Linked DNA regions of Homo sapiens: region 2 is linked to region 1. Evidence: read pairs that join two places in POLR2A ChIA-PET (ENCODE). Cell type or tissue: endothelial cell of umbilical vein. All regions are shown on one strand. Each heading gives the region's core, and the rest is flanking DNA. Links, peaks and the distances in the headings are about the cores only. Region 1 overlaps YES1 (YES proto-oncogene 1, Src family tyrosine kinase). Region 2 overlaps ENOSF1 (enolase superfamily member 1).

The links. Peaks named below come from ENCODE experiments on the same cell type or tissue, not always from the same donor. Only the 100,000 strongest peaks of a DNase experiment are listed, where the experiment ranks them.
Region 2: POLR2A ChIA-PET joins it to region 1 with 5 read pairs; 6 of 35 experiments call an interaction of 5 or more read pairs at or near these places.

Annotation. Positions count from the first base shown.
Region 1 is chr18:770,594-786,290 of GRCh38, reverse strand. The region is part of intron 1 of YES1 (YES proto-oncogene 1, Src family tyrosine kinase); the gene reads left to right. Among named protein-coding and RNA genes, the nearest start is that of YES1, 34 kb to the left of the region's middle. In endothelial cell of umbilical vein, for the core only: no CTCF peak of the experiment used is centred there; DNase peaks (open chromatin) are centred at 7,630 and 9,090; H3K27ac peaks cover 2,768 bases.
Region 2 is chr18:684,767-700,463 of GRCh38, reverse strand. ENOSF1 (enolase superfamily member 1) reads left to right here. Exons shown (of 16, transcript NM_017512.7): 3 at 3,109-3,224; 4 at 6,130-6,216; 5 at 6,556-6,582; 6 at 9,188-9,260; 7 at 9,358-9,396; 8 at 9,833-9,915; 9 at 11,856-11,890; 10 at 14,456-14,543. Among named protein-coding and RNA genes, the nearest start is that of ENOSF1, 20 kb to the left of the region's middle. RefSeq lists a silencer at 2,720-2,852 and an enhancer at 13,742-14,330. In endothelial cell of umbilical vein, for the core only: no CTCF peak of the experiment used is centred there; no DNase peak of the experiment used is centred there.

The sequences.
Region 1 (15,697 bases), core at 6,223-11,222:
GACAAAGAAGGAAGTCAACCCCCACCCCCACCCCATCTTCTATCTTTTGAGTCCTGGTGATTTGAGTAATTCCTGTGTGGAGACCAGCTTCCTGCCAAATTCTCATTTAGAGGTTATTTGAAGAACAATTGCATCTTAGGGTTTCTTAGTTTATTTTGTGTTGCTATAACAGTACCACAGATTTGGTAATTTATAAAGAAGAGAAATTTACTTCTCACAGTTCTGGAGGCTGGGAGGTCCAATACCAAAGTGCTGACATCTGGCAAGGGCCTTCTTCTTGCTGTGTTATCTCATGGTGGAAGGCAAGAGGCTGAGAGAGGGTTAGAGTGAGGGAGAGAGAGAAACTCACTTTAAAAAGACAGTGTCACTCTTTTGCCCAGGCTGGAGTGCAGTGGCACAATCCTGGCTCACTGCAGCCTTGAACTCCTGGCCTCAAGTGTTCCTCCCTACTTCAGCCTCCCAAGTAGCTGGGACTACTGGTGCTCAACAGCGCCTGGCTTTTTTTTTTTTTTCCTTTTGTAGAGACAAGGTCTCACTGGGCTTAGACTGGTCTTGACAGACTGGCTTTTATAACAAACCCACTCCCATGATGGTGACATTAACCCCTTCAGAGGGCACAGTCCTCATAACCTATTTACATCTTAAAGATCCCACCTCTCAACACTGTTGCATTGTGGATTAAGCTTCCAACACGTGAACTTTGGGTGCATATTCAAACCATAGCATAGAGTATCATCTGAACAGGCTGGATGTAATGCCAACCACAGCCCTACTACCAGAATTCAGACCTTTTATAGTGCTTCTCTCTCCTTCCAGCTACTTAGAACAAGCTACTTAGAACAAGCCCAGCTTTACTTGTTTCTCTTTCTCCCCCCTAACACTCAGTATTATACTTCAGAAGCTTGGTAAGAAAGGGGAAGATGATATCTCTTATTGACTTGTTTCCTTTTAAGACCTATTTAGATAGATGAGTTAACTCCATTGACTCAATCACTTGGTTTTACTTTGAGAGTTAATAATTTCCACCAGTGTCCAACATTTTGGCTTCCCTGGGCCATATTGGAATAAGAATTATCTTGGGCCACACATAAAATACAATAAAACTAACAATAGCTGATGAGGTTAAAAAAAAAAAAAGGTCTGTGCATAACTTTTGTGATATCCGCCACCACAGATAAGCAAAATAGTCCTCACATTCAAAGGGTTGGACACTCATGATCCTCCTAATTTAACAGTTATGTTGCTTAGTATGGAAGCATACTGACTCTCTGAACCCTAACAGTTGAGCATGAGCATGATTGTTGTAGTATACTGATTATAAGCATGGGTACTGTGGTAGGCAGCATCTTGACTCCCCAGAGATGTCCATGTTCTGTGAATTCTCGGAACCTTTGAATATATTAGGTTACATGGTAAAGAGGAGTTACAGTTGCAGGTAGAGTTAAAGTTCCTGATAAACTGATTTTGAAATAGAGAGTTTATCCTGGCTTATCCAGGTAGGCATAATAGAGTAACAATGGTTTTTAAGAGTGGAAGAGAAAAGCAGGAAAGTCAAGGAAATGTAACAACAAAGCAGCATCAGAAAGAGACAACATTCCAGGCCTTAAAGGTGGAAGGAGTCTGTGAGCCAAGGAATGTGGGCAGCCCCCACAAGCTAGAAAGGGCAAGAACTGATTTTGTCTTTGAATCTCCAGAAGGAAATGCAGCCCTGCTGACACCTTGATTTTAGTCCAGGGACACCGGCGTCAGACTTCTGAACTGTAAGATAAATACGTTTGTATTGTTTTAAGCCACTAAATTTGTGGTAATTTGTTGTAGCAGCAATAATTAATAGACACTGAGCTGAAATATTCTGAGTTCATTCTCAGCTTCTGGCTCTGTCACTTACTAGTTTTGTGACATAGAACCAAAACCTATTTAACGTCTCCAGCCTTAGTTTCCTCATCTGTAAAACAGAGATAATAACAACACATATCTTCAGTGGTTATTGCCTGGATTAAATCAGTTAGTGCATCCAATGTACACACTTAGATACATCTTTATTATTTATATTTTAATATGGTGAGCATATAGAAAACTTGTAATGAAAACAATAATTATTCATCTTAATTCTTCTTAAATATGAGAATAAATTAGACATTTTATTTAGTAACTGTCCCATGGACATTTAAAATTACAAGAAAAGTTTGGCCATATGTATGACAACATGTGTGTTAAAATGAATATTTTTTTGCCAGTATGAAATTTGGGGAAATTCCGTCGTATTATGCCTGTTTTGCTTAATGTAAGGAAATGGATTTTTCTAATTATCCTCAAAACAAAAAAGCTTTTAGTGTTTATTGCATGTTACAAATATTAATAACATGAAAAATTAATGAGCTAGGTGCGGTGGTTCACACCTGTAATCCCAGCACTTTGGGAGGCTGAGCCAGGTGGATCACCTGATGTCAGGCGTTCAAGACTAGCCTGGCCAACATGGTGAAACCCGTTTCTACTAAAAATACAAAAATTAGCTGGGCATGGTGGCAGCGCCTGTAATCCCAGCTACTTGGGTGGCTGAAGCAGGAGAATTGCTTGAACCTGGGATGCAAGGTTGCATTGAGCTGAGATTGCACCATTGCACTCCAGCCTGGGCAACAGGAGTGAAACTCTGTTTCAAAAAAAAAAAAAAAAGAGAAAAATTGATACATGTAGAAGCTTAGAAAAATCTGTTGGGGGTAGGGAATGGGAAGCAGATACGCTATGAGCTTACAGACTTCTCACTTTTTTCTCCTGGTTTTTCCAATTCAACTCAATTGAGCTTTCAGATTCAATTTTGTTATAACATTGCATTCATATTAATTCCTTTAGAGCTATAGGTTATGTGATTATTTTTTCCGTGTGTGTGTGTGTGTGTGTGTTTCCCCTACATAACCAAGAAGAGTTTTCTGTTCAGTTTGGAACAAGATTTTGAGAAGACATTTAGGATGTACTAGTTTGAGTTTTTAAATGTATATTTGAGATATTTTCTCAACTTTCTCTTTGGGTCTGTAGCTAAAATATGCAGTATAATGTTTTATTTATTTATTTTTTAAGAGATGGGGTCTAGCTATTTTGCCCAGGCAGACTCAAATTCCTGGGCTCAAGTGATCCTCTGCCTTGGCCTCCTGAGTAGCTGGGACTTACAGACATGTGCCACCAAACCTAGTGGCTATATAATTTTTAAAAATATTCTTAGGATATCTTTACATACTTTTCTTAAAAAAAAAAAAGTTAACCTTTGTAGTCTGTTTGCAGCATTAGCTATTGAGATCAGAAATTCAGAAAGTTAGCCGAGCGTGATGGCTCACGCCTGTAATCGCAGCACTTCGGGAGGCCAAGACAGGTGGATCACTTCAGGTTAGGAGTGGCTAATATGGCGAAACCCTGTCTCTACTAAAAATACAAAAATTAGCCGGGCATGGTGGTGCACACCAGTAATCCCAGGTGCTTGGGAGCCTGAGGCACAAGAATCACTTGAACCCAGGAGGTGGAGGTTGCAGTGAGCCGAGATTGTGCCGCTGCACTCCAACCTGGGTGACAGAACGAGACTCTATGTAAAATTCAGAAAGTTAAAATTAGAAAGAAAAAATAATCCTTTTTACATGTTTTATATTGATGTCACACATTTCCCATTCATATAAGATTTAAAATCATAGATGTGTAACTTTAAACTTGTGACTAATTAATAATATATTTTTATTACAGCTAATTCACTTAAGTAAAACAATTCTCTTGAAATGTTAATAGCCTTTACTGAGTAGATGGAGTAGTGAGCCCTAAGTATTTTGATTGCCCAGACTGTCTCATTTTCTAGGACCTTTCCTATCATCTCATGGTTCAGGTGGGATCTGCCATGTTCCATCAGTGACCCTGCCTCTTGGCTGGAGAGGGCTGACCCAGAGGGAGGCGGCTGATCCAAGCTGGGCCAGGGTCCTTTAGGAATTAGGAATTGATATTTTATGGTTCCTCAGCCTAGCTCTAAAATGAAAATACTAACTCTGGGACTATTGCCAGCCATGTTTTACCTTATGAAGAGCCGAAAAGGCCATTGTGCCACAGGAGAGAAGAATGAAGCACATGAGCATAGTAGCAAAGATGAAAGATGAAGAGAGACTAAGATAAAACACATGGAGGTGGTGAAGGAGAGATGGGAGTGGGGTGGAGAGAGGGACCAGGTAGTTGGGGAGAGGAGAGAAAATGGGGAAGCAAGGGAAGTGATGGAAAGACCAGGAGAAACAGAGAAGAAATGAACCAAATTTCCAGAACATGGGTTGCTGGTTCTAGTTTCTCTTATGACCCTGAATTCCATGAGGCACTCCGATAATGTTTATAAAAAATCCCCTTTTTGCTTAAGCTACCTCTAGTCAGATTCTGTCCTTGAAGCCATAAGTCTTAACCAAGGCAAACACTGCTGTCATTCGGGTATGTGCTATGATTGCTTTGCATATGATATCAGTTAATTCTTACAACCTTGCAAGATAGGTATTATTCCTCCAAAAAAAAAAGGAAATTCAGTCTTAGGAAAGATAAAGTAATTTGATCAAGGATCACAGTAGCTAATAAGTGACAGAACCAGAATTGAAATGTGTGTCTGACTCCAAAGTCAGTTTGTATTCATGATCTGTAAAAATATTCATTGGGCATCAGCTATGAGCCAACACTAGGCTAAGCTACAAGAGAGAAATTTTTCTTGTCTCAAAGTTTGTAGCTCAGAGAAGGATAGAAATAAACAGGCAGTGACAATTCAGTGTCATAAATGGTGTGGGGGCAGGAATAAAATGTACTGTGTGAGCACATGGGAGATCAAGGAAGATTCCTTGAACGTTTAAGCTAAGACCTGAAGGTTGAGTAGTCACAAGCCAAGCGTAAGGAAAGAGGGAGGTTGTGCCAAGCGTTTATGAAAACAGTATGGTACATTTGAGGATCTAAAAGAAATCAAGAGCCAAGAGAGGTAAATTAAGCAAATCATACAAGGCCCTCTTATTTTTTTTTTTTTTTTTGAGACAGAGTTTCACTCTCGTCCCCCAGGCTGCAGTGCAATGGCGCGATCTCGGCTCACTGCAACCTCCATCTCCCAGGTTCAAGCAATTCTTCTGCCTCAGCCTCCTGAGTAGCTGGGATTATAGGTGCCTGCCACCACTCCCAGTTAATTTTTTGTATTTTTAGTAGAAACGGGGTTTCACCATGTTGGCCAGGCTGGTTTCAAACTCCTGACCTCAGGTGATCCACCCACCTCGGGCCCCAAAGTGCTGGGATTGAAGGCGTGAGCCACCGCCCCTGGCCAAGGTCTTCTATTTTATGTTAAGGAGTTTGGACTTTATATTGGGAGAAAGAGGGGGCTGGACCATCAAAGGCTCATAATTAGACTTTCTTTTCTAGAGAACACAAACATTTTTCACATTATAGCCAGGAAGGATTGGAGAATTAACACTGTAGAAGGATGGAAGTCAGTTAAAGAGGCTTTTGCAATAATCCAGACCGTAAATAATTAGTAGTCAAGGGAAGTTTCAAGGGAAGTATAGGCAACCCTATAGAACAAGTAAGTAGTTGGGGGAGAAATGGAAGAATTCTAGAGATTACAGGGCAGTATGGTCAGGTCCTGGTGACCAATTGGCCATATAGGGCACAGGAAGGTATCTTAGTCCATTTTCAGAATACTTGAAACTGGCTAATTTATAAAGAAAAGGAATTTATTTCTTACAGATCTGGAGGCAGAGAAGTCCAAGGTCATGGGGTGGCATATGAGAAGGGCTTTCTTGCTGGTAGGACTCTTGTCTACAGAATCCTTAGGTGGTGGAGGATATCACATGGTGAGGGGGCTGAGTGTGCTATTGTGCTAAGCTAAGATCTCTCTTCCTCTTATAAAGCCACCAGTTGTACTCCCATGATGACCCATGAATCCATTTATCCTTTAGTAATCCATACATGGATTAATTTATTAATAAGGGTGGAGTCCTCATGATCCAATCACCTCTTAAAGGCCTCCCTTTCAATACTGCCACACTGGAGATTAAGTTTGTGTTTTTGTTTTTGTTTTGGAGACAAAGTCTCATTCTGTCGCCCAAGCTGGAGTGCAGAGGGCAGTGGCATGATCTTGGCTAACTGTGACCCCCACCTCCCTGGTTCAAGTGATTCTCCTGCCTTATCCTCCCAAGTAGCAGGTGCGTGCCACAGCGCCTGGCTAATTTTTGTATTTTTAGTAGAGACAAGCTTTCACCATGTTGGCCAGGCTGGTTTCGAACTCCTGACCTCAGGTAATCTACCCTCCTCAGCCTCCCAAAGTGCTGGGATTACAGGCGTGAGCCACTGCACCCAGCCTCTTTAGTCTCTCTTAAAGAGATTTAAGAAAAAAAAAAAAAAAGGACTACATACATTGTTATAGAAACAAGTGGATGATGTTTTTAAAGTTTAAAACCCCAATTAAAGAAGAGTACGTGCAGTGCCTGAGGAGCATTTAATTGACATAAGGGCTTGAAAGTGGTATCTAATTGTTTACTGTAATTTGCTGGTCAAAAATCTTGACAAAAGACTGGAAGTAAGGTGTGAAAATCTGAGAGAATAAAGATTCTTGAGATAGGTATATGGTCAGCTTATTTTTTGAGTTGACTGGATTTGTAGAGGGAATGATACATAATAGTACTTGATAGGTGCCTTTCTGCCAACAAACTGCCTTTAATAATTGCCTAAGGTGGCTGAAAGTAATTAACTGTTACCTGGGATCTGCATAATTCAGATCTGTTCTGTGTTGAATTTAATACATTTTTTAAAAATCTTGAGGCTTTAATTTGTAAGTTATTTTTGTTACTATAATCTATAACAAAAAAAATTATTCTATACATTTCTTTCTTTCTTTTTTTTTTTTTTTTGAGACAGGGTCTCACTCTGTCTCCGAGGCTGGAGTGCAGTGGTGCGATCATAACTTACCGCAGCCTTGACCTCCCAGGCTCAAGCTGTCCTCCCACCTCAGCCTTCTGAGTAGCCAGGACTACAGGTGTGTACCACCATGCTTGGCTGATTTAAAAAATTTTTTGCCGGGACGGGGGTCTCCTTTTGTTGCCCAGGCTGGTCCTGAACTGCTGGACTCAAGTGATTCTCCCACCTCAGCCTCCCAAACTGCTGGGATCAGCCACTGCCCCCATCCATAAAATTCCTTACATATTCTTTACATCAGGCTCTTCTCATGGCTGATCCTATATCAGACTTCATTAAAGAAACTACGAGGTTCCAGGAATTTAGAAGGAGTTGGGTTACTTTAAGGTCAATTGTTTGTATATCTAAAAGGCAGAAAAAAGAAAAAGATGGTAAAAAATTGGTACCATTACCGACCCCTGCAAGATCAGTTGTCCATTGCTAACATTTCTTTTCTCCTTCGACTCTTGGAAAATGGAGTTCTTTGTTTGCTTTTACAAGACAAAGTGTATGCCCTTTAGTAGTCTGCTGCTTCCTTCTCTCTGCCTATGTTTTCTCTTTTATGGTCCTGCCTATCCTTTGTGCTTTATGCTTAAGGGAGGGGATTTATAAATGAAAGAGAAAAATCATAGACTACGGCCTGTAGAACACCGTGACCTATGGAAATTGTTCATGTTTTATGAAGTTAAGTCTCTAAATTTATTTTTCTAGGATTTCCTAAAGATTTAAAACTTGTATGTAAATTGGAGCCATCTGGGCAAAATGCCAGACTAGGGCTATTCCTTCCAAACTAGATAGAGCATGTAATGTCACAATTAGTTAACTTATTAGAGTTCATTTATAGGAATAATGTACATTTAATTTTTTAAGAGGTTCAGAAATGTGTTAAATCATTTGAAAATTTTTAGTCACTGTTACTAATAATAAGGCAACATTGTCATGCTGACAGGCAGGGTGCTGTTTCCAAAGTTAGTAGATTGTGCCATAGGTTGAGCAGTGGATTTGGCTGTAAATAATGTTATCATGTTTGTTACATTTTCTAAAGGGCTAATATTTAATAACTTACCAATGAACAAAGAATGCTATACACAAGGCTTCCCTGAAGATCGTATGGGTAGTAGAAAGAATGCAGTATAGAAGTCAGAAGACCTGGTTCCTAGTTTTGCCTACTTTTAGCCCCCTGTCCTTGAGCAAGGCATGTAATAACCTCTCTCCATTTCAGTTTCTTCAAATGTAAAATGTAGAGATTATGCCTACTTGTCCTGGTAACATATTGGGATTATTTTGGGATCAAATTAAATAATAATAACAAAGAGCTTTGAAGACATAAAGCACTGTCAAAGTGTAAAATTGTATTAAAGCAAAATACTTTAACAGTGTAACACTGTACAACATAATGTGTGTGTACAACATAATAATGTGTTAACTGTTAATGATTGAGCCAGATACATTATAAACTTATTTCAAATTTGTTATAGCTTTACTAAACATGCTGCTATAAAGTATGTTCTGATATAGGTAATTCTTTTTTTAATTTTTTTTTTTTTTTTTTTTAAGCCAGAGTCTCACTCTGTTGTCCAGGCTGGAGTGTAATGGCGTGATCTCAGCTCATTGCAACCTCCGCCTCCTGGGTTAGAGCAATGCTCCTGCCTCAGCCTCCCAAGTAGCTGGGATTACAGGCGCACACCACCATGCCTGGCTGATTTTTGTATTTTTAGTAGAAACAGGGTTTCAGCATGTTGGCCAGGCCGGTCTTGAACTTCTGACCTCAAGTGATCCGCCTGCCTCAGCCTCCCAAAGTGTTGGGATTACAGGCGTGAGCCAATGCACCCGGCCTGATATAAGTAATTCTGATAGATGACCACCTAACATAAAGTTGAAAATTTTTCATATGACTTATGGAGTTGATAAGTTAGGAAATAGTTGGAAAACCTACAAGTATTTCTAGAATTTTTGTTAGGCTTGGCTTTTTGGAGGAGGGAAGAATATAAATGTCTGGCAGGTTGTTGAATAGAATTAATCAGAATCAAGTTACAATTCAGTGGTTTATTTTTCCAACAAAATTAAATGAATGTCTTTATATACATATATAAAACAATTAGTGCTAAATAGAAGGAAATAGAAGATCCTTGAGTCATAGGCTCTGTTCCTTGTTGCTGTTTTAGCCTCCTCCCCTTCTTGTTCTTCTATGTTGTACTTCACCAGCACCAGACTACTTACAACTTAAAACCCCACTTTGTTCCCTCTTGTTTATGAGCTTTTGCACATCCTGCTGCCTCTGCTTCAGAAATAATTTCTCGAGCAAAAGAATGAAAAAAATTAATAATTGCCCCCTGATTTTTGTGGTTAATGTCTAATTGGCCTTTTTGTTTTTCATAACCACAAATACATGTTTTGGAAGATTAGTAGATGATAGGGAAAGCGTATTAGAAAAGTAAGTTGGGGAAGTTAACCTGGAATGCCTGGTTAAGGGTTGAGGTTTTATTTTGTAGGTTGTAGGAAGCCCTTGACAGGTGTATCCAAGGGAGTGTTACAGACAGAGTTCTACTTTATAAAGATTGTTAGGCAGTCAACATTTTAGAACCTCCTTGGGTTGGATTGGAGGTTAGGAATCACCATATATTGTCAGATTATGAGGCAGAATTGTAGAAACGGGTATGATTAGGATCTGAAAACAGCCAGGCAAGCATTCATTCATGTAAAAAATATTAATGCTTTTTATGTTTCAGACTGTCTTCTAGGTTCTGGGGATACAGGAGTAAATGCACTAAATCCTACTCCTCCAATACACAGAAAATTAAAGAATGCCTTACAAGTCAATAAGAAAAGGACAGACAACCCTATAGAACAATGGATAAGTGTCTTGAACAGACCTTTCACAAAAGATAATGTCCGGTAAACATATGTAAAGGTGCCACTTCATTAGTAATTATGAACATAAAATTAAAATCACAGTGAGAGACTCCTACACACCCACCAAAACAGATACATTTTAAAAGATTGGCCAGGCGTGGTGGCATGAGCCTGTAATCCCAGCTACATGGGAGGCTGAGGCACGAGAATCACTTGAACCCCAGAGGCAGAGGTTGCAGTGAGCCAAGATTGCATCACTGCACTCCAGCCTGGGCGACAGAGGGAGACTCCATCTCAAAAAAAAAAAAAGATCGAGTATACCAAGTATTGATGATGTAAAGCAATGGTAATTCTCATGCTTGCTGGTGAGAGTATAAACTGCTATAGCTACTCTGGAAAACTGTTTAGCAGTGCAAACACTTTGACCCAGCAATCTATTGCAAGGTTACATCCAGTAGAATATGCATACATGCGTACCAAGGAGGGCTCGGGAATGTTCATTGCTGTCATTATTCTAATAGCAAAAAAACTGGAAACAATTCATATCCCTTACCTATGGTATATTCATATAAAAGAATGCTACACAGAAGTGAAAACAAAGTACAGCTGTTCCTGATAATAGAGATGAGTCTCAGAAGCATCGTTAAGTGAAAGAGGTCAAATACAAAATAATGCATTATATATGATTCTATTTTTTTTTTTAATTTATTTGAGGCAAGTTCTCACTCTGTCACCCAGGCTGGAGTGCAGTGGCACAATCACGGCTCACTGTAGCCTCTATCTCCCAGGCTCAAGCGATCCTCCAACCTCAGCCTCCCAAGTGTCTGGGACTACAGGGGTATGCCACCATGTTCAGCCAATTTTTTTACTTTTTGTAGAGATGAGGTCTCATTATGTTGCTCAGGGTGGTCTCAAACTCCTGGGCTCACACAATCCTCCTGCTTTGGCTTTCCAAAGTGTTGGTATTACAGGTGTGAGCCACTACATCCGGCCGTGATTCCATTTATGAGAAGCCTTACAAGCAGGCAAAACTTAAACTGTAATGTTAGAAGTCAAGGTAATGGTTAAGAGGAACTGAGCAGGGTTAATAGCATGAGATGGGCTTCTTGGGTGCTGACAGGGTGTCTTGGTCTGGGTGGTGAGTACATTGGTGTTGAGTTTATGTAATTCATTCACTTGTACATTTATTTTTCTTTGTACTATATTTCAATAACTTTTTTTAAATTTGCCCACATTTACATGCTGTGGAAGAGAGCCACCATTATCAAAATGATCACAGTTGCAAACATTCGTGCTTCAAATACCAGCCACTATGTTAGGTGTGTTTTTTATATATGTATATATTTACTCATTTAATCTTCACAACTCTATGAGGTTTACTTTTATATTTTACAGATAAGGAAACTGGGACACAGAAAGGTTGAGTAACTTGTTGAAGTTCACCCAGCTAGTAAGTGACGGACTCAGACTTTGCACCCAGACACTCTGTCTCTGACCTCTATGCTCTTAACTGTTCTGCCATACATACAATAAGCTGGGAGTATGCTTGGTCTGTTTGAAGGAGAGCAGGAAGGCCAGTGTAGCAGAAGTGAGGCAAGTTGGGGCACAGTAGTAGGAGTTGAAGGCTGCATAATAGGTTATTGGATCTTGAAGGCCATAGTAGGAACTTTGGCTTTGACTTTAAGTGCAATTGGAAGTCTTTGGGTGGATTATGGCAGAGGAGTGATGTTAAACTACTGCTGTGAGACATGCCTGTAAAAGGTGCAATGGCAGGAACTGGGAGACCAGTTAGGCTATTAGAATAATTCAGTATTGTTGAATTAGTGAAAGGTGATGTGACCTAGACCAGGGTAGCAGTGGGAGGTGGAGAGAAGTTGTCAGATACTGAATGTATTTTGAGAATAGGGCCGGGGGGTTACTGAGGAGTTTAAGGGTGTGAAATAGGTAATAAGGGTGACTTCAGAGTTTGGGCCTGAAAAACTAGAAGAATGGCGTTAACATTTATCGAGTTGGGGAAGATTGCAGGAGGAGCTGCTTTGGGGAGGAAGATTAGGTTTCTTGGAAATGTTAAATTTGAAATCCTTTTAGACGTCCAAGTGAAGGTATTGCGTAGACAGTTAAAAGTGAGTTGGAGTGAGAAGTCCAGAAGTCCGTAAAGATACAAACCTGGTAATCATCAATTTGCAGGTGGTATTTAAAGATATAAGACTGGGTGATATCACCAAAGGAATGAATGTAAATGGAGAAGTCTTTTCGGCAACAGTCCAGTGTGTAGATGTCAGGGAGATGAGGAACAGTTAGCAAAGGAGACTGAGAAGGAGCAGCCAGTAAGACGGGGGGAAACCAAGAGGGTAATGTCTTACAAAGCAGATGGGAAGGCCAGGCGCCGTGGCTTAAGCCCGTAATCCCAGCACTTTGGGAGGCCAAGGCGGGTGGATCACAAGGTCAGGAGTTTGAGACCAGCCTGGCCAAGATGGTGAAACCCCGTCTCTACTGAAAAATACAAAAATTAGCCGGGCAAGATGGTGGGCGCATGTAATTCCAGCTACTCGGGAGGCTGAGGCAGGAGAATTGCTCAAACCCAGGAGGTGGAGGTTGCAGTGAGCCGAGATCACACCACTGCACTCTAGCCTGGGCGACAGAGCAAGATTCCGTCTCAAAAAAAAAAAGGGAAAAGTGTTTTAAGGAAGAGAGAGAGAGAACCTCAGTTTTTTTCTTATTTTTTTCTTTTATTAGTCAGCATTGGATCAGATTGTATTTTAAGTGAATGCGAGAAACATAGGAAAGTTGGAACAAAGTTTGCTAAAAGAAGTGGGTTATGTGGAAAGAAAAGAAGCAGGAAAGTTATTATACAATGGACAGGATTATGAAAGTCTAGAGGTTTTAAAAGAGAAGAGAATGCCTGACCATCTTAAATACCTGGTAGCATTTCTTGGTGTCTGTCTTTCCTCACTGTCTTACCAGCCTTTTAATTCGTACAGGATTTTGAATCGAAACATGACTGTCATGGTTCAAGTTTTTGAATACACTGATTTACCTTCTTTTAGGGGGTGACAAGACAACCATATAAGAAATAGGAAAGGGGCTGTTTTACTTCTCTGCTCCTGAGAACTTGCCCCATCAGCAAAGCCCTTTTGGTTCCACTCTGCCTTCTCTTGCCCGTTATCCAGGAAGATGAAAGTAGTTCAGGTATGAGGAGGGAACAAAGTAAAGCTGTCTGTACTGACCTGACTCCTCCCTCTGGTAATGGCAGGTGACTTAGTAGAGCTGGATCAGCATTAAACATTAATCTTCCAGATTTTTGACTTCATCTCTATTAAAGAAAAATCTAATGTGGAAATTTGTTTCAATTTGAAAAGTTATTACTTTCAGTGCATTTTGCTAAAATGTGTATTTCTACTAGCTATTAAAGCAAGATCAATCTAGGAGACCTTATGTTAAGAAGAGATTGTGCTAAAGAGGCCAGTCATCATAGTACCTTCTAGTCCACAGCCTCTTAAGGAAACCATAGGACCAGCCTATAGCCAAACCATAACTGGTCAGCAGGTTAGTGCAGTTAGATAGCAGTTTATATTATTTTGCTTTTACTCTTGGCCATGCAAATGCAAACTCAGAAACAGGCAATTAAAGTGCTGTGGAAGATAGAGGGAACCTGGAGCAGACCACAAATGAATAAAAATTATGAGTAAGTAGAAATTATGAGGTAGAGAATAGGTATGTCAGTAGAGAGTAAAGTAGTTAGCCAGAAACATCAGAAATACAGAAATAGAGATGCTGGCCGGGCGTGGTGCCTCATACTTGTAATCCCAGCACTTTGAGAGGCCGAGGCAGGTGGATCACCTGAGGTCAGGAGTTTGAGACCAGCCTGACCAACATGGTGAAACTCTGTCTCTACTAAAAATACAAAATTAGCTGGGCATGGTGGCGTGTGCCTGTAATCCCAGCTACTCAGGAGGCTGAGGCAGGAGAATTGCTTGAACCCAGGAGGCGGAGGTTGCAGTGAGCCGAGATCGCACCATTGCACTCTAGCCTGGGTGACAAGAGTGAGACTCTATCTCAAAAAAAAAGAAAAAAGAAATAGAGATGCTTAATCCACATTATGGTAGGGAAGCGATAAGTTCTGGAAAACAAAGCAATGTTTACCTAGTATCAAGACCTGCATTCAAACTTGAACATGCAGGCCGGGTGCGGTGGCTCATGCCTGTAATCCCAGCACTTTGGGAGGCCGAAGTGGGAGGATCACTTGAGGTTGGGAGTTTGAGACCAGCCTGACCAACATGGAGAAACGCTGTCTGTACTGAAAATACAAAATTAGCTGGATGTGGTGGGTGCATGCCTATAATCCCAGCTATTTGGGAGGCTGAGGCAGGAGCATCACTTGAACCCAGGAGGCAGAGGTTGCCGTGAGCCGAGATCGTGGCATTGCACTCCAGCCTGGGCAACAAGAGTGAAATTCCATGTCAAAAAAAAAACTTGAACATGCTTTTGTGGTGTACGATCAGACTGTCTTGTAATTTCTGATTTTTATGTGAAATTCTTGCCTCTTCCTTATTAACATTTTTATCTTTACAATAAAATCCCTTCTTCAGTCCAAAAGAGCCCAACGTTAAGCTGAGTATAAATGTTTAGACTTACCAAGCAGATACATAAGGAAATACTTTTTAACATTTTTTCTTCCAGGCCAGGTGTGGTAGCTCACACCTGTAATCCCAGGGAAGGCCGAAGTGTGGGGATCCCTGTGCCCAGCCTGGGCAACATGACAAAGCCCTATCTCTACAAAAATGTACAAAAATTAGCCAGGCATCATGGCCTGCACCTGTGGTCCCAGCTACTAGAGAGGCTGAGGTGGGAGGATAGTTTGAGACCGGGAGGTCTAGGCTTCAGTGAGTCGTGATCGCGCCACTGCACTCCAGCCTGTGTGACAAAGTGAAACCCCATCACAAAAAAGTTTTCTTTCTTGAAATGTAAAAGAAAAATGCCACGGAGTGGTTTAACAGATTACAATAAAACACTTAAAATGTTAATTTATTTGAAGGTGATTTTTAAGGAATAAATATTTTATCTGTTATAATAAAAAGTTAAACACAAGTTCATTTAAGAAATAATACCCTCTGCACTCAAATGAATTTTTTTTTTTTTTGAGACAAAGTTTTGCTCTTATTCCCCAGGCTGTAGTGTAGTGGTGCAATCTTGGCTCACTGCAACCTCCGCCTCCTAGGTTCAAATGAGTCTCATGCCTCAGCTTCCCAGGTAGCTGGGATTACAGGCATGCACCACCATGCCCAGCTTATTTTTGTATTTTTAGTAGAGACGAGGTTTCGCCATGTTGGTCAGGCTGGTCTTGAACTCCTGAGACCTCAAGTGATCTGCCTGCCTGGGCCTCCCAAAGTGCTGGAATTACAGGCATGAGCCACCATGCCCAGCCATCACTTGAATGATTATTAACACCGGGGAATGAAATGTTTTTCTAGGTTTTAACTTTTCAGATTTTTTTTTTTTTTTGAGATGGGATATCTCTTCATTGCCCAGAGCAGAGTGCGGTGGTACCTACTGTCACTGCCTAACAGTCACTGCCCTCAAGCTGTTCTCCCACCTCAGCCTTCCAAAGTGTTGGGATTAAAGGCATGAGCCACCACTCTGGCAACTTTTCAGAATTTTCAAGTGACCATGATGGAGTTTACCATCTGTCAACCCCCACACCTCCACAAACACACAAAAACCTTGAAAATCTGGACAAAATAATGAAACAATGGGTTTTAGACTTTGGACAACAGCAGTGCAGGACTGTGATCCCTAAAAGAAGGGAAACAAACAAAGTGAGCTTTACAGGCACCCACCCACCCTGGCTTTTTGCCTGGGGCACATTCTAAATTGTAGATCTGGGACAGGGAATCTTGAGCAAAGAACAAGATGA
Region 2 (15,697 bases), core at 4,840-9,839, 84 kb after region 1:
TAAGTGCATTTGGTATTGTGACATGAACCAGAGGTATGCTTCAGTCAATGATTTATAGCAACAATCAAATCCTTGAGACGGTGGTTTGGTGTCGATAATAACGTACCTCACTGTGAGTCACTGACTTACTTCAGATTTTCTTTAATTCAAGAGCATCAACCTTCAAGAAGTGAGGAGGACTCTGTCTTCTCACAATTCTAGGGAATGAATGTCTGAACCAGAATGATTGTGTATCCCATTAACAAAAGCCCTAGAGAACCTGGAATGGCTGGTTCAGCCCTAAATGCTACATCTGACCTAAAGTGTGCAATCATCCGAGAGCTGTTTCACCCTTAGCCAGGCATGTGCTAAAAGCTTGGGGCATCACTTTCTTTCTTTTTCTTGAGATGGAGTTTCGCTCTTGTTGCCCAGGCTGGAGTGCAATGGCATGGTCTTGGCTCACTGCAACCTCCACCTCCTGGGTTCAAGTGATTCTCCTCCCTCCGCTTCCCAAGTAGCTGGGATTACAGGCACCTGCCACCATGCCCAGCTAATTTTTGTATTTTTAGTAGAGATGGGGTTTCACCATGTTGGCCAAGCTGGTCTCAAACTCTTGACCTCAGGCAATCCACCGGCCTTGGCCTCCCAAAGTGCTAGGATTACAGACGTGAGCCACCGCGCCCAGCCTGGGGCACCACTTTCAAACTGTCCTTCTCAAGATCTTATTGACAGTAAAACTGTACCCCTACAACTGTCCTATTAAATGACTAAAAACTTTTACTATTGAATCCACGGCAGCACCAAACAAATTAATCAAAACGTTTTGGAATACATTCCTTTCTTTGAAGCTAAGTTGATGGCTTGATTCAATTATTGTGTCCATTTACACAACGTAGGCTAAATGTTTCCTAGAATTGGCAAAGGATCAAAGGGTTACTTTACTTATTCATCATCTTAAATAACCCAAGAAAGCCTTTATATTATTATTATTATTATTATTATTATTTGAGACAGGGCCCAGCTCTGTCACCTAGGCTGGAGTGCAGTGGCACAATCTCAGCTCACTGCAACCTCTGCCTCCAAAGCTAAAGTGATCCTCCTACCTCAAGTGATCCTCCTACCTCAGCCTCCCGAGAGGCGGGGACCACAGGCGCACCACCGCAACCGGCTAATTTTTGTATTTTTTGTAGAGATGATGTCTTGCCACACTGCCCAGGCTGGTCTCAAATTCCTGAGCTCAAGTGATCCACCCACCTCAGCCTCCCAAAGTGCTGGCATTACAGGAGTGAGCGCCAGGTCCAAGAAATCCTTTCAAAGTAAAATACCACAGGACATGGTGGCTCACACCTGTAATCCCAACACTTCAGGAGGCCGAGGTGGGAGGATTGCTTGAGCCCAGAGTTCCAGAACCTCCCCACCCACTGCCCCATGCAACATAGCAAGACCTTGTCACTACAAAAAATTTAAAAATTAGCTGGTGTGGTGTTGCGTGTAGGTCCTAGCTACTCAGGAGGCTGAGACAAAAAGATTGCTTGAGGCTAGGCATTCAAGATTACAGTGAGGTGCTGGGTGCAGTGTCTCAGGCCTGTAATCCCAGCAATTTTGGTGGCCGAGGCAGGTGTATCACTTGAGCTCAGGAGCTCGAGACCAGCCTGGGAAGCATGGTGAAACCCTGTCTCTACCAAAAATACAAGAAATTAGCTGGGCATGGCAGCTCAAGCCTGTGGTCTCAGCTACTCAGGAGGCGGAGGTGGAAGGATCACTTGAGCCCAGGACGCAGAGATTGCAATGAGCCTAGATCCCGCCACTGCACTCCAGGCTGGGTGACAGAGTGAAACCCTGTCTCTAAAAAATAATAATTAAAGGTACCAAAAATAAATAATTGATGGTAATGCCGACCCAAATTAAATTTAACCTTCAAATTACTTATGAAAAATGTAGTATATCATAAGAAAGTCAATAGTAAGAAATTTCATGTTAAGACAGTGTTTTCATATATTTTAACATTTTACATATAAATAGTATGCTAATTGCAAATTCATTTTATTTAATGTTTAATAGTTTATGTTATGAATTCAAGGCATTTTCTATACTTGTCAATAATGAAAAGGCATTTCTCCTTTTAAAAATTCTATGAAGTCAGCCTTCTTATTCCTTAGGAACATGAACTAGTGTGGTTTGGTTTTGAATCTGATTGTTCAAACACTTTACAAAGTGAATAGGAAAATAATTTGGGAACATTTATATTTAAACTTGTCAATCTATGATTCTGTTTTTCATGTGACAGCCAATCACAATGTGTTCTCTACTCAGGAAGTTTAGCTCAGTATATGGATTAACACGTGTTCTACTTGTGTGATATTTCTTATGACAACCACAGAAAACATATGGGGCTGGGCACAGTGGCTTATGCCTGTAATCCCAGAACTTTGGGAGGCCAAGGCGGGTGGATCACTTGAGCGCAGTAATTTGACACCAGCCTGGGCAGCATGTCGAAACTGCGTCTCTACAAAAAATACCAAAATTAACCAGGTGTGGCGGCACATGCCTGTAATCCTAGCTTCTCGAGAAGCTGAGGTGGGAGGATTACCTGAGCCGGGGAGGTCAAGGTTGCGGTGAGCCGTGATAGTGCCACTGCACTCAAGCCTGGGTGACAGAGTGAGACCCTGCCTAAAAAAGAAAAGAAAAGAAAAGAAAACATATTTGATGCAATTTTAAAAAGAATATACCTTTGAGATAGAGTCTCACTCTTGTTGCCCAGGCTGGAGTGCAGTGGTGCAATCTCGGCTCACTGCAACCTCTGCCTCCTGGGTTCAAGCGATTCTCCTGCCTCAGCCTCCTGAGTAGCTGGGATTACAGGTGCGCACCACTGTGCCCTGCTAATTTTTGTATTTTCAGTAGAGACAGGGTTTTGCCATTTTGGCCAGACTGGTCTGGAGCTCCTCATCTCAAGTGGTCCTCCTGCCGTGGCCTCCCAAAGTGTTGAGATTACAGGCATGAGCCACCGCGCCTGGCCTAGATTTAATTTTTTCATAAAACTTTCACATTTGTTTGTTTGTGATGTTTTCAGGTGCTAATTTCTTGACCTAGTATAGAAGCATAAACAAGAGTTCAATCCTTTTTAAATAGTTGTCTGTGCTGTGAATGCCCTCGCCCACCATGTGCTCAACAAGGACCTCAAGGACATTGTTGGTGACTTCAGAGGCTTCTATAGGCAGCTCACAAGTGATGGGCAGCTCAGATGGGTAAGGGACCTATTTTGTAAAATGCTTACATAAGTAATATTACCAAGGTCTGAGATGTCCTTTGAGTGCAACGAATGTGAAAATAGAGATGGGTTTATTTATTTGTTTATTTATTTATTTTTTGAGATGGAGTCTCACTCTGTCACCCACGTTGGAGTGCAGTGATGCAATCTTGGCTCACTGCAACCTCCGCCTCCTGGGTTCAAACAGTTCTCCTGCTTCAGCCTCCTGAGTAGCTGGGACTACAGGCATGCACTAGCACACCTGGCTAATGTTTGTAATTTTAGTAGAGATGGGGTTTGACCACGTTGGCCAGGCTGGTCTCGAACTCCTGACCTCAAGTGATCCGCCTTCCTCAGCCTCCCAAAGTGCTGGGATTACAGGTGTGAGCCACCATGCCCATCCTAGAGATGTGTTTATAATTTTAAAGTAAAACATTTTATTCAGTTAAATTCAGGCTTGAGTCATTTAGATCATCAGTATTTTGAGGTAAACAACTCATTTCTGTAAGACTGATGATCTAAATGACTCAAGACTGAATTTAGCTGAATAAAATGTTCTACTAAGGAGATGAGGTCCTGAGATTTGGGTCCTAAGAGCTATCTCTTCTCTAAGGACCTCATCTCCTCCTCCCTGAATTGGAAAGTGCTCTAGAGGATAAAGTACTAAATGGGCAATCTCTTTATGGAGAAATAATGTGAGTAGTGTTAGAGATGTAAGAGAAGGTCAGGCCGGGCGCGGTGGCTCACTCCTGTAATCCCAGCACTTTGGGAGGCCAAGGCAGGCAGATCACGAGGTCAGGAGGTCGAGACCATCCTGGCTAACATGGTGAAACCCCGTCTCTACTAAAAATACAAAAAATTAGCCGGGCATGGTGGCGGGCGCCTATAGTCCCAGTTACTCAGGAGGCTGAGGCAGGAGAACGGCGTGAACCTGGGAGGCGGAGCTTGCAGTGAGCCGAGATCGCACCACTGCACTCCAGCCTGGGCAACAGAGTGAGACTCTGTCTCAAAACAAAAAAAAAAAAAAAAAAAAGAGAGAGATGTAAAAGAAGGTCATTAAAGAGAAAACATTAAGAGAAGAGCAAATTTAAAAAGATGGAAGACCATGGTACCTTTTATGTGTTTGGTATTTGAACTATAAATTCAAGGCATGAAAAAGTTAGGCTCTGGAGAAAGGATTCCAACACAATAAGGTGAATTCAATACCCTGACCTTTGCCTTTGTCCCGTGATACTGGATTTTGTCTTTTCCTAACCCGGCTTAGTCTCCCATCCATGCACTGAGAAGGGCACAAGAGAATGTACTTTCAATAGTGCCTGGGATTTCATCTTTTACTTTATACAGAGAATATTAAACTTACCTTGAAAGATGTCACCTTGAAGAAGTTCCCATTGGCTGAATCTGGGACAATTTGAACATCCAAATAAATATGATAGTAATGGCTTATAACCCATTGAATAAAATCCATGAGTCCATTCAGATAATGAACAATCAGCTGGGCACAGTAGCTCACGCCTATAATCCCAGCACCTTGGGGCTGAAGCAGGAGAATCACTTAAGGCCAGGAGTTCAAGACCAGCCTGGGCAGCATAGTTGAGACCCCCGTCTGTACTTTTTAAAAATAAAAATAATAAAATAAAAAATTTTTAAGGAGGTAATAAACAACAAGGTCAAGCCCATTACAGCTGATTAAAATCTAATAAATATAAAAGGAATGATAACATCAGAAAATCACCATAACTGTCATAGCTACAATTAATTGAGGCAAGAGTCATCAAGGGATGCCCAAATTTTGGGACAATAATAACCTCCTTACTTGGAAAATGAAATGGTAACTTCACAGTGGAGAAAGCAAATGGACACTAAGTTACCCAAGTGGTAAAAGTTAACAATCCTAATAATAAAACAAAATGACATAATCACTTATGTAGTATTGATGCCAAAAAATGTATTACCTGAATCTAGTCATGAAGGAACTCCAGATCAGCCCAGATTGAGGAATGCTGTACAAATCAAGTGGCCTGTACTCTTTTAAAATGCTAATAACATTTAAAAAAGAAGAAGAAAAATTATTCCAGGTAAAAAGAGACTAAAGAGGCATGGCGACTAAATGTAATACGTGATCCCAGATGGGATATGGATTAGGGTAAAATAAAATACATTATTGGAAAAAACTGGTGACATTTGATTATGGACTGGCCTTTAGACAGCAATATTCTATCAATGTTATATTCCCTGAGTGTGATTATTGTACTACGGTTATGTAAGAAAATATCCTTGTTTTCAGGAACTATACACTGATGTATTTAGGGTTAAGAGAGCATGATATTTGCAACTTTATTCAAATGGTTCAGAAAAAAGAAGTACATATGTGTGTGTGTTCATATGTATATACATACATATACTTAACATATATATAGAGAGAGAGAAAGAAGAGAGGAAAACACAGGTGTTTTTCCTGCTATTCTTAAAACTCTTCAATAGGTTAGCAACTGTTTTTTTTAAACTTAACCTTTAGGTGGGTTTCTATTGCTACCTTTTAATTCTTGAGATGTGTCCCTGGACGGAAGACCTAAATATCTTTCTCTCTCTCTCTTTTTTTTTTTTTTTGAGACAGAGTCTTGCTCTGTTGCCCAGGCTGGAGTGTAGTGGTGCGATCTTGGCTCACTGCAACCTCCGCCTTCTGGGTTCGAGAGATCCTCTTGCCTCAGCCTCCTGAGTAGGGACTACAGGCACAAACCACCACACCTGGCTCATTTCTCTGTTTTCAGTAGAGACGGGGTTTCACCATGTTGGCCAGGCTGGTCTTGGTCCCAAAGTCCTGGGTTTACAGGCATGAGCCATCACACCCAGCCCTCTTTTTCATTTCTAAAAAGTGCTTTTGTACTTTGCTTCCTAACCAGATTGGTCCAGAAAAGGGCGTGGTGCACCTGGCGACAGCGGCCGTCCTAAACGCGGTGTGGGACTTGTGGGCCAAGCAGGAGGGAAAGGTAACCCCTCTCACAAACGCTCAGGAGGCTCCTGGGAGCTGTACGACACTGACTTTCCCTACGCACAGAGGAAAGACAGACACACTGCAGCCCCCAAAAGGAAATACAGATAATTGCTTTGGTGTTTTTTTCTCCTCTGAGAGGTTTTGGCAGTAGGTAGGGAACTGCAGGAGGAGGAGAAAGAGGAGACAGGATGGCGGAAGGCGCAGGCAGCAGTAGAGGGGGGTGTGGGGACCTGGTGGCTGACAGCCAGCATTAGAGCTGCCAACGCGTTTACTGTCAGGAAAAAATGGGGACTTTACACATATGTCTTACAAATCCTTTCTTTTTTACTTCAAGCCTGTCTGGAAGTTACTTGTGGACATGGTGAGTAGCATTGTTAATGTTACAATTGTTTCTGTAAATGAAATGGATATCATTGATGACATGCCTTTTGATGATCAGTAAATATATTCAGGACTATCTGTTGATCACTATAGCGATGATAAAGCAAAAAGCCAATAAAATATGACATTCCTTTTCTGATATCTGACGTAACAGATGGCTGTGCTCATGCAGGCAGGGTGGCATGAGGGGAAGCAGTGAGGGGGTCCTGCCTCCCCCACTGTGCATGTGTAACACACGGTGCCAGTTCTCTGAGCCTCCATTGCCTGACTATGACAAGAGGATCATCCTAACTTCTCTAGGAACCTCACAAAATTAAAGATCAATGAGAAAAGCACCTCATAAACTCTGAAAAGCCAGATGTTATAATATTATGAAGATATTATCCAGGCCAGGCATGGTGGCTCAAGCCTGTAATCCCAATACTTTGGAAGGCTGGAGGATGGCTTGAGCCCAGGAGTTTCAGGCTGCAGTGAGCTATAATTGCACCACTGCACTCAGGTGACAGAGCAAGACCCTGTCTCAAAAAAAGAAAAAAGAAAAGATACTATCCAGTCACTTTGACACCAAGAATAAGATCAGGCCATTGTAGCCTCTACTGTACAATTCCAGCAGGGAAGGAGCTCAACACTGAATTCTAAAGCTATGCACTTGACTGTTTTCTTTCTCCTTGACCTTTTCATAGCAGGGGTGAACAACTGGATGCTGAGGAGGAAAAAACTGGGCAAATTAAAGGGGAATGAGCTTCAGACCCCATGCAGAGCTGGCTGTGAGTCCGGGTTTCACTGCTCACCAGCTGCATGACCTTGAGCATGTGACTTCCCCACTCTGAGCTGCGGTGGCCTCAGTGCAACACCTGGGTGGCGGTTAAAAACCTCGTGATCCACAAATGAAGGCCCTTGTTATTAGTTGGCAAAAAATTAAGGAAAAACAAAGAACACCATGGCCTTGAAGAGTGTTGGGCAGGAGACTGCTCCTCCTCCGGAGGAAAGTGAAGACAGGAGGCTGTCACATCGTCTCTGACATGGAGAGTGGCTTCCGGGCCATCCGTAGGGGAAGGACACAGAGCTCTTGAGCCCCCTTCTAGATTCAAGGTTGGCGTTTTACGGGGATGGAGGAGGTAGCCACCAAAAGGGAATGATTTGCAGGCCACCAGAAATGTGCCTGAGGTCCCACCTGTGGACCCTCCATTTTTGGATCCTGTTCCCTTTCAATGCCAGTACTCTTTTCTTTTTTCTTTTTTTCTTTCTTTCTTTTTTTTTTTTTTAGACGGAGTTTTCTTCTTGTTGCCCAGGCTACAGTACAGTGGCATGATCTCAGCTCACTGCAACTGATTCAAGCGATTCTCCTGTCTCAGCCTCCTGAGTAGCTGGGATTACAGGCACCCGCCACCATGCCCAGCTAATTTTTTGTATTTTTAGTGAAAACGGGGTTTCACCATGTTGGTCAGTCTGAGCTCGAACTCCGGACCTCAGGTGATCCACCCATCTCAGCCTCCCAAAGTGCTGGGATTACAGATGTGAGCCACCGAACCTGGCCCAGAACTCTTAGAAGTAGAATCTCAGGGTTGAAAGAGTTTTTAGGATTTTCGACAGTTATGGTAGAGTATTATTGGTCACTATAAGATGTTAGTGGGAATGGAACTACTGGCTGTTTTCCAACTGACTGTTCCGTCAGGGTGGGGAGAGGTCTCAGCACGAGGCCCCGCCGAAATGTTGGTAAGTGGTCAGCCAAGTGGGCCGCTCACTCCCGGTTCACCCACTGTGTTTCTGTCAGTGAAGCAAACATCCCCATTTGGCAGGAGAAGAAGCTGCCGGAGGTCACACTGCTAGTGATTGGTGGCCCAGGGGTAGGGCAGCCTTCTTTCCTCTGCAGTTCACTGCTCCAGAACCATCTCCAGCCTCATAGCTCACCGTGGACAGCCCTGCGGTGTGGCGCTGATGTACAGAGTGATGCCAGGCGTTCATCTCCCCACTGAGCTCCTGCTGAGTGTTTGCCTGGGGCCAGGTCCTCCTTCCGGGAAGTCATTTTAGCTGGAAAGAACAGGGTGGGGGCGGGTGGCAAGGGATCAGAGCATGAGCGTTTGAGGGCTTCGTCAGGGGCAGTGAGGAGCCTCTAAAGGACTCTACATTTAGGAATGACAGAGTCAAACAATTTAACAAAGCCCTAAAGGTCCCTGCCAGGAAAGAATGAGCCCCATGTATCACCATAAGCAACTTCTTAGAAACATAACCCACCCCTGTCATCCCAGCACTTTGGGAGGCCAAGGAGGGAGGATTGCTTGAAGCCAGGAGCTCAAGATCAACCTGGTCAACATAGTGAGACCCCATCTCTACAAAAATAAAAATAAATTAGCCGGGCATAGTGGCACATACCTGGAGTCCCAGCTACTCAGGAGGCTGAGGCAGGAGGATCACATAAGCCAGGGAGACTGAGGCTGCAGTGAGCTATGATGGCATCACTGCACTCCAGCCTGGGCAACAGAGTGAGACCTTGTCTCTAAAAAAAGAATAATAAATTTTAAAAAACAAAATATAACCCACCTTATAATTGATTCAGGCCTCTTCCCCTCCTGTCACGTTGCCAGGATCCCAGGATGCTGGTATCCTGCATAGATTTCAGGTACATCACTGATGTCCTGACTGAGGAGGATGCCCTAGGTGAGTTTGGAAGCTTTCTGGGATACACGACGTGCACACACAGTAGTGGCATGCTTTGTTTCCTAAAAGAGTGAGTGATGCTTTTTATTTCTTCCAGAAATACTGCAGAAAGGTCAAATTGGTAAAAAAGAAAGAGGTGGGTTGTAAGAAAATTTTCTTCATTGTTTTTGCTAACATTGTCCACTTTTGAGTGCCCCTGTCCTTTTGGGGTACACATTGTCTTCCCAAATGCCCTGTGCTGAGCAGCTAGGCCCTCAAATCAACATTCAAGTCTGCATGGTGAAGCCTGCTGGGTATGACCTCTGACTGCAGAGTTTGCTTCAGCCACTGCTGAAAGGAAGTTTGGCTTTAGGATTACACTGTAGGGAGAGCCCTGGGGGAGCAGGGCAGTCCGTGAGAGTATCCTGATCACCTGGGTTTGACATCCTAGTAATTTGTGGCTGGGTGTGTGTGTGCAGGGCCGGATCAGGAGAACAGCTGGACTCTCCAGGGGAAACAGCTTAGCTACAGGCACTTCCAATTCCGAAGGGCCCTGGAAAGTGCAAAATGTTGACGGCGCTGTGTTTTCACAGAGAAGCAAATGCTGGCACAAGGATACCCTGCTTACACGACATCGTGCGCCTGGCTGGGGTACTCAGATGACACGTTGAAGCAGGTGGGCATTTTAACCTGGCTTTGTAGACAGCTGAATGGGGAGAAACCAACCTGTTTTTCCTTCTGTCCTCATACCACTACTCTCAGTACCTCACTTCTGACACCAGATGTGTGTGGTTTTCCTTCTCACGCCAACCAGTTCTCCACTTCTCTGTGGACACCAACTGGGTGTCCTGCTATTTTACTCAATTCTGACAGCACATACCTGGAACTAGCCTCAGACCCCACAGGTTAAGGGCTCAGTCTTACAGGACTGCCCTATGGCAGATGCCAGTCACAAGTCCACGTTGTCACCTGTGCTTCTGACTGGCTTTGCCTCAGATTAGAGGTTCCCACAAACCCCGCTTTGAGTTGAATCATTTGGTGGAATGGCTCACGGAATTCAGGGAAACACTACTTATGTTTACTCATTTATTATAAAGGATGCAACTTAAGAACAGCCAAACTGAAGAGACACACAGGGCAAGGTGTGAGGAGGGGGTACAGAGCTTCCATGTCCCCTCCAGGTGAGCCACACTCCCAGTACCTCCACGTGTTCACCAACCTGGAAGCTCTCTGAACCCTGTTCCTTGGGGGTTTTATGGAGGCTTCAGTATTTAGATGTGATTCATTATTTGGCCATTGGCCATCAATTCAGCCTTCAGCCCCCTCGCCTCCCCAGCTATCTGGGAATAGGCTAAAGTTTCCAACCCCACAATCATGCCTTTCAGGTCTTTCTGGTCCCCAGCCCCGTCCTGAAGCTACGTAGGGGACCTCAGCAGGGCTCTCTCGTTCACGTACAAAAGACACTCCTATCACTCAGGAGATGCCAAGGGTTTTAGGGGCTGTGTGTTGTGTGTTAGGAAATAGGGGGGCAGCGATGGGGGCAGAGACAAAATATATATTCCTTCTTATGTCACATGGGCTTTTGATTCCAGCCTCTCTGGGAGAAATTTAATACTTTCCTGTTCACCTCTCTAAATCATTTTGGCTGAGGGCAGTGGCTCACGCCTATAATCCTAGCATTTTGGGAGGCTGAGGTGGGTGGATCACCTGAGGTCAGAAGTTCAAAACCAGCCTGGCCAACATGGTGAAACCCCGTCTCTACTAAAAATACAAAAAATTATCTGGGCGTGGTAATGCGTATCTGTAGTCCCAGCCACTCAGGAGGCTGAGGCAGGAGAATCACTTGAACCCAGGAGGCAGGGGTTGCAATGAGCCGAGATCACGCCACTGCCCTCCAACCTGGGTGACAGAACAAGAGTCCGTCTCAAAAAACAACAAAAAAATTATTTTGGATCCAAGCCCTCGTTCTGAAAGTACACAAGCAAATGCAAAGCCATTCATTTTGTGGACCGCAGGACTCTGTGACTTAGTGAGTCACCTTGGGCTCTGGAAGGTGACAGCCTAGGGTAAGATTCCTGGGCAGCACCAGCGGTAGACCCACTGCGAGATTGAGAAGTAATGCCTATTTCATGGGGTGGTTTTGAGGATTCAGATACATGCTGTAAGTTGCGTCATGCTCAAGGCACCATGGCTGGCACATGGCATGCAGTCGGCACATGGTGGATTTATTACTGTTTCTCCTTACACTGTGCCCACTTCTAGAGAGTGGAGAGAGAGGCTGGCTTCTGCATGTTACTCTTATATCCACTCATTCTATGGATGCCACAGAATATTCTAGCTTTAAAAAGAGAGAGATCAGTGCTATCTTCCCCTTCCGGGAAGGTTGTGACCATTAAAAAAATGGTTCCCATAGAGATGAGGAAAGAAAGTCACCCTACAAGTAAAAAGTGATCTCTGTCAGCCAGGCTGTTTCTGCTGTTAATTTCAACAACACATGGGTGTTACTCTGGTCTATGCTATAACCGTAATGCTTGTGAAACAGATCAGCAATGACTGACTTCCTGGTCAGACCAAGGGGCTCTCTCCAGTGTGTGACCCTGTGCTCCTTTCCCACAGCTCTGTGCCCAGGCGCTGAAGGATGGCTGGACCAGGTGAGTGTGATGATGGACCTGACTTTCCCAGTTGGCGGCAGGAGAGACTCAGGCAGTAAGTCTCTCCTGGCAGGGAGCCAAGGAGTAAAAGGCACCCACGGGCTAGGATCCCCCTGGCTCATAGGGATGCATAAGAGAAGTTTCCCCTTAGGCCAGGCTCTTTCTCTAAAGGCAGGATGTGAGTCCTCATTAGAATTATAGGCCATCAGAGTTGAAAGAGGCTTGGGAGATTGTTTATTTCGGGCACTAACCTAGAGTAGAAATCCAGTCTTTACTGTCAGTAACAGCGTTGATTCAGTTTCTGCATGAACATCTCCAGAGGCAGCGAGCTTAACTTGGTGAGGCACTTTCCATTCTTTGAGGGCTTTGAGTATTAGGTGGGTCTTTTCTTCTCTTTTTTTTTTTTGAGATGAAGTTTCACTCTCGTCACCCAGACTGGAGTGCAGTGGCGCAATCTCGGCTCAGTGCAAGCTCCACCTCCCGGATTCAAGCCATTCTCCTGCCTCAGCCTCCCTAGCAGCTGGGATTACAGACACCCGCCACCACACCTGGCTAATTTTTGTATTTTTAATAGAGACAGGGTTTCGCTATGTTGATCAGGCTGGTCCTGAACTCCTGACCTCAGGTGATCCGCCTGCCTCAGCCTCCCAAAGTGCTGGGATTATAGGCGTGAGCCACTGCACCCAGCCAGGTGGGTCTTTAATATCAGCAACCCTTTGCTTCCATGTAATTTCCAGCCAGAGGTCCCAGTTCCCAAGAGCCAGGCTGTTCCTCTTCCACTTGAGTGCCCTCCTCTCCCTCCAGGCCACCTCCTTTCCACACTGCTCATCTGCACTTCTCCCTTCTGACTCTCGCCTGTGCAGGTAAAGACCTCTGGCCATCCTAAGACCTTCTCTGGATGAACCTCGATGGTTGATGACCCTGCATCCTGAAACAGGGCAGGATGCAGAGGGACCATCATCTCTTTTGACCCAGTCACTGTGTGTCCCTCAGCACAGCTCACGGTGGCACTTTTTGCCTGTGACATGTCACCAGGCTTCCTATCTGACTTGCAGCCACTCTGGTCTCTGAGCCTCCTGCTACTCAGTGTGTCCTGTGGAGCAGGAGCTCCAGCATCACCTGGGAGCTTGTGAGAAATGCAGCCTGGGCCTCTCCCCAGACCCGCTGCCTGGGAATCTGCATTGGAACAAGATCCCCTAGTGATTCCTATGCGTTCTTAAGTTGGAGAGGCACTGAATTCTTGTTAATGCCTCAGCTAAATAAAGGCTTGAGGAGTGAGAACTTGAAGGAGGCAGCATGAAGCCGCGGAAAGAGGTGTTGGCATCTGATAGAACTGAAATCACATCTTGCCTTTTCCCCTCATCCGCTGCAAGTACTTGCTGTGTGATCAATTACTCAACCTCTCTGAACTTCATTTTCTCTCAGTAGAAATAATATGAGCTTTGGTCCTCCTCCAAGTTGCCATATCTCAGAAGGACCAGCACAGGGCAGGATTCAGAGCAGCTGCTGTAAGTGCTGTTTGCCCTCCCTCTGCATACCCGGGGGAGGCTGCAGCAGTGTATCTGGTGAGTCAGAGAAGGCTGTGGGGAGATTTAAAGGGTCTCTTCCCAGCACAGGAAGCCTGGCACCCAGAGCCTAAGGCCAGCCACCCTCTCTGGAGCATCACGGATCATGTAGTTGAAGCCTCCAGCTGGTACAGAAGAGAACAGCAGGTGCCTGAGAATGTGCGGCACTCTGCAAGCTGGGGCTCTTTGCAAAGCAGCAGGGGGACCTCAGCCAAGGAGGCGCACAGGGAGGGTAGGCTGCTGTTCGAGGGGGCAGATGCTGGCCTCCCCGTGGTGGTGTCCCCTCCTCCACCTGCCAGTGCCCACACTGAGGCCAGCAACACACTCTTCTGACAGCAGAGTCATAGGGTGTGGACATAGAGGCCCATGTCTCAAGAGAACAGCTGGACATCCACAGAGATTAAGGAGCTCCCTACAAGTGTCTGGATGTGGTGTAAAGGAGACCTCTGCACGGAGGCTCCAGCCGCACTCTGCTATTCCCTAGTTACCTGATCTCATCACTTTCCCTCCCGGAACCTCAGGCCCCTGCACTGCAGGGGACAGACCATCCCTGTGGCCTTCCTCTCACTGAGTTAATTCAAGACAAAGCTCTCCTTTGTAAACCAGACCCTTTCCATTCAGTCTATCACAGTGTGGCTTACTCGGCACCCCTTTTCAGCCCCGCTCTCCTCTTCAGTTCTCACTGTGGCTTTTTTGTTCTTAATTCCTTTTCATGGCCCGGCAAAAACGGAGTTAATTATATTAAAGACCTGACTTCCCTGTCTAGCTCCTTAACTCCAGGTCAGCAGATAATTGAGAGTCATTGCCCTGATACTGAATGAAGAGATAAAGTTCCCAGGTTTATTTCAAGTGACTTATCTGAAGATGAGGAAAGAGCAAGAGGTTACTAAAAAACATATCTGTGAATTGTTGACAGAGACGGTCACTTCTGCAGAAACTCCAGATGCCCTTGCCAAGTCCAGGTACAGGTCTAAACTAGCAAACCAAATGCATTTTCTAGGTTTAAAGTAAAGGTGGGTGCTGATCTCCAGGATGACATGCGAAGATGCCAAATCATCCGAGACATGATTGGACCGGAAAAGACTTTGGTAAATATCCTCTCACACCACTAAGAAGCAGTAGCCTTTGTCCAGGGCTAAATACAACTCGTTTCAAGATTAAAGAACATTGGGAATTTAAAAAGTTAATTGTCAGAGGAAGTACACTTCTGTGGTCTTGCAGTAGGCGAGCTCAAACAAAAATAAGCAAAGGGACTAATAGTTTTACGTTTTTTAATTCTGCAGAACTAGTTAAGTAAGTTTGGGGTTAAGGATCCTTTCTTACTAACACAGATGTACCTGAGCAAACAGTTTTCCCATTGGTGCTCTGGTGTGTCAATCATGTAATCTCCCCTCCTAGCTCCTCAGGTAGGAGGGTGTCAGGGGGCCATTACTGAAGAAATGTTGGAACTTCAGCTGAGATAAATGTAAGGATCAGTCATTTCTGATTTGTATTTTTATAAACCAGTTCTTACGTGTAAAATATTTTCATAAAGTCACAGTAAGATGTTTTTATGAGGCTTTGGAGGCTTTTTTGCATAAGTTAAAATAGAAATTTTGAGTTCTTGACCCAGGATCACTATTTATACATGAATTAATGCTGCTTTTTTTTTTTAATGAAGTCATCTGTATCCAAATAACTTATGATAAAAATTGATTCTGGGCTGGCCAGATGCTGTGGCTCATGCCTGTAATCCTAGCACTTTGGGATGCCTAGGTGAGTGGATTGCCGGAGCTCAGGAGTACAAGATCAGCCTGGCAACATGGAAAAACCCCATCTGTACCGAAAAATACAAGAAAAAAAAGTGTTAGCATTATATGGCTCATGCCTATAATCCTAACACTTTGGGAGGCTGAAGCAGGTGGATCACTTGAGGCCAGGAGTTTGGGACCAGCCTGGGCTACATAGCAAGACTCTCTCTCTAAAAGAAAGAAGAAAAAAAATTAACCAGGTGTGGTGGTGCATGTCTGTAATCCCTCCTACTTTGGAAGATGGGGCAAGAGGATCACTGAGCTCAGGAGTTGGAGGCTGCAGTGAGCTACAATAATACCACTGCACTCCAGCATGGGCAACAGAGTGAGATCCAGCCTCTTAAAAAAAAAAAATCCATTCTGAGCATACTGTCCTCTGGTTTTCATAGTGTCCTGGGAGAGAGCTCTTATCACTTAGCACATTCTGTAGAGATGTCCATTTCTCCAAGCAC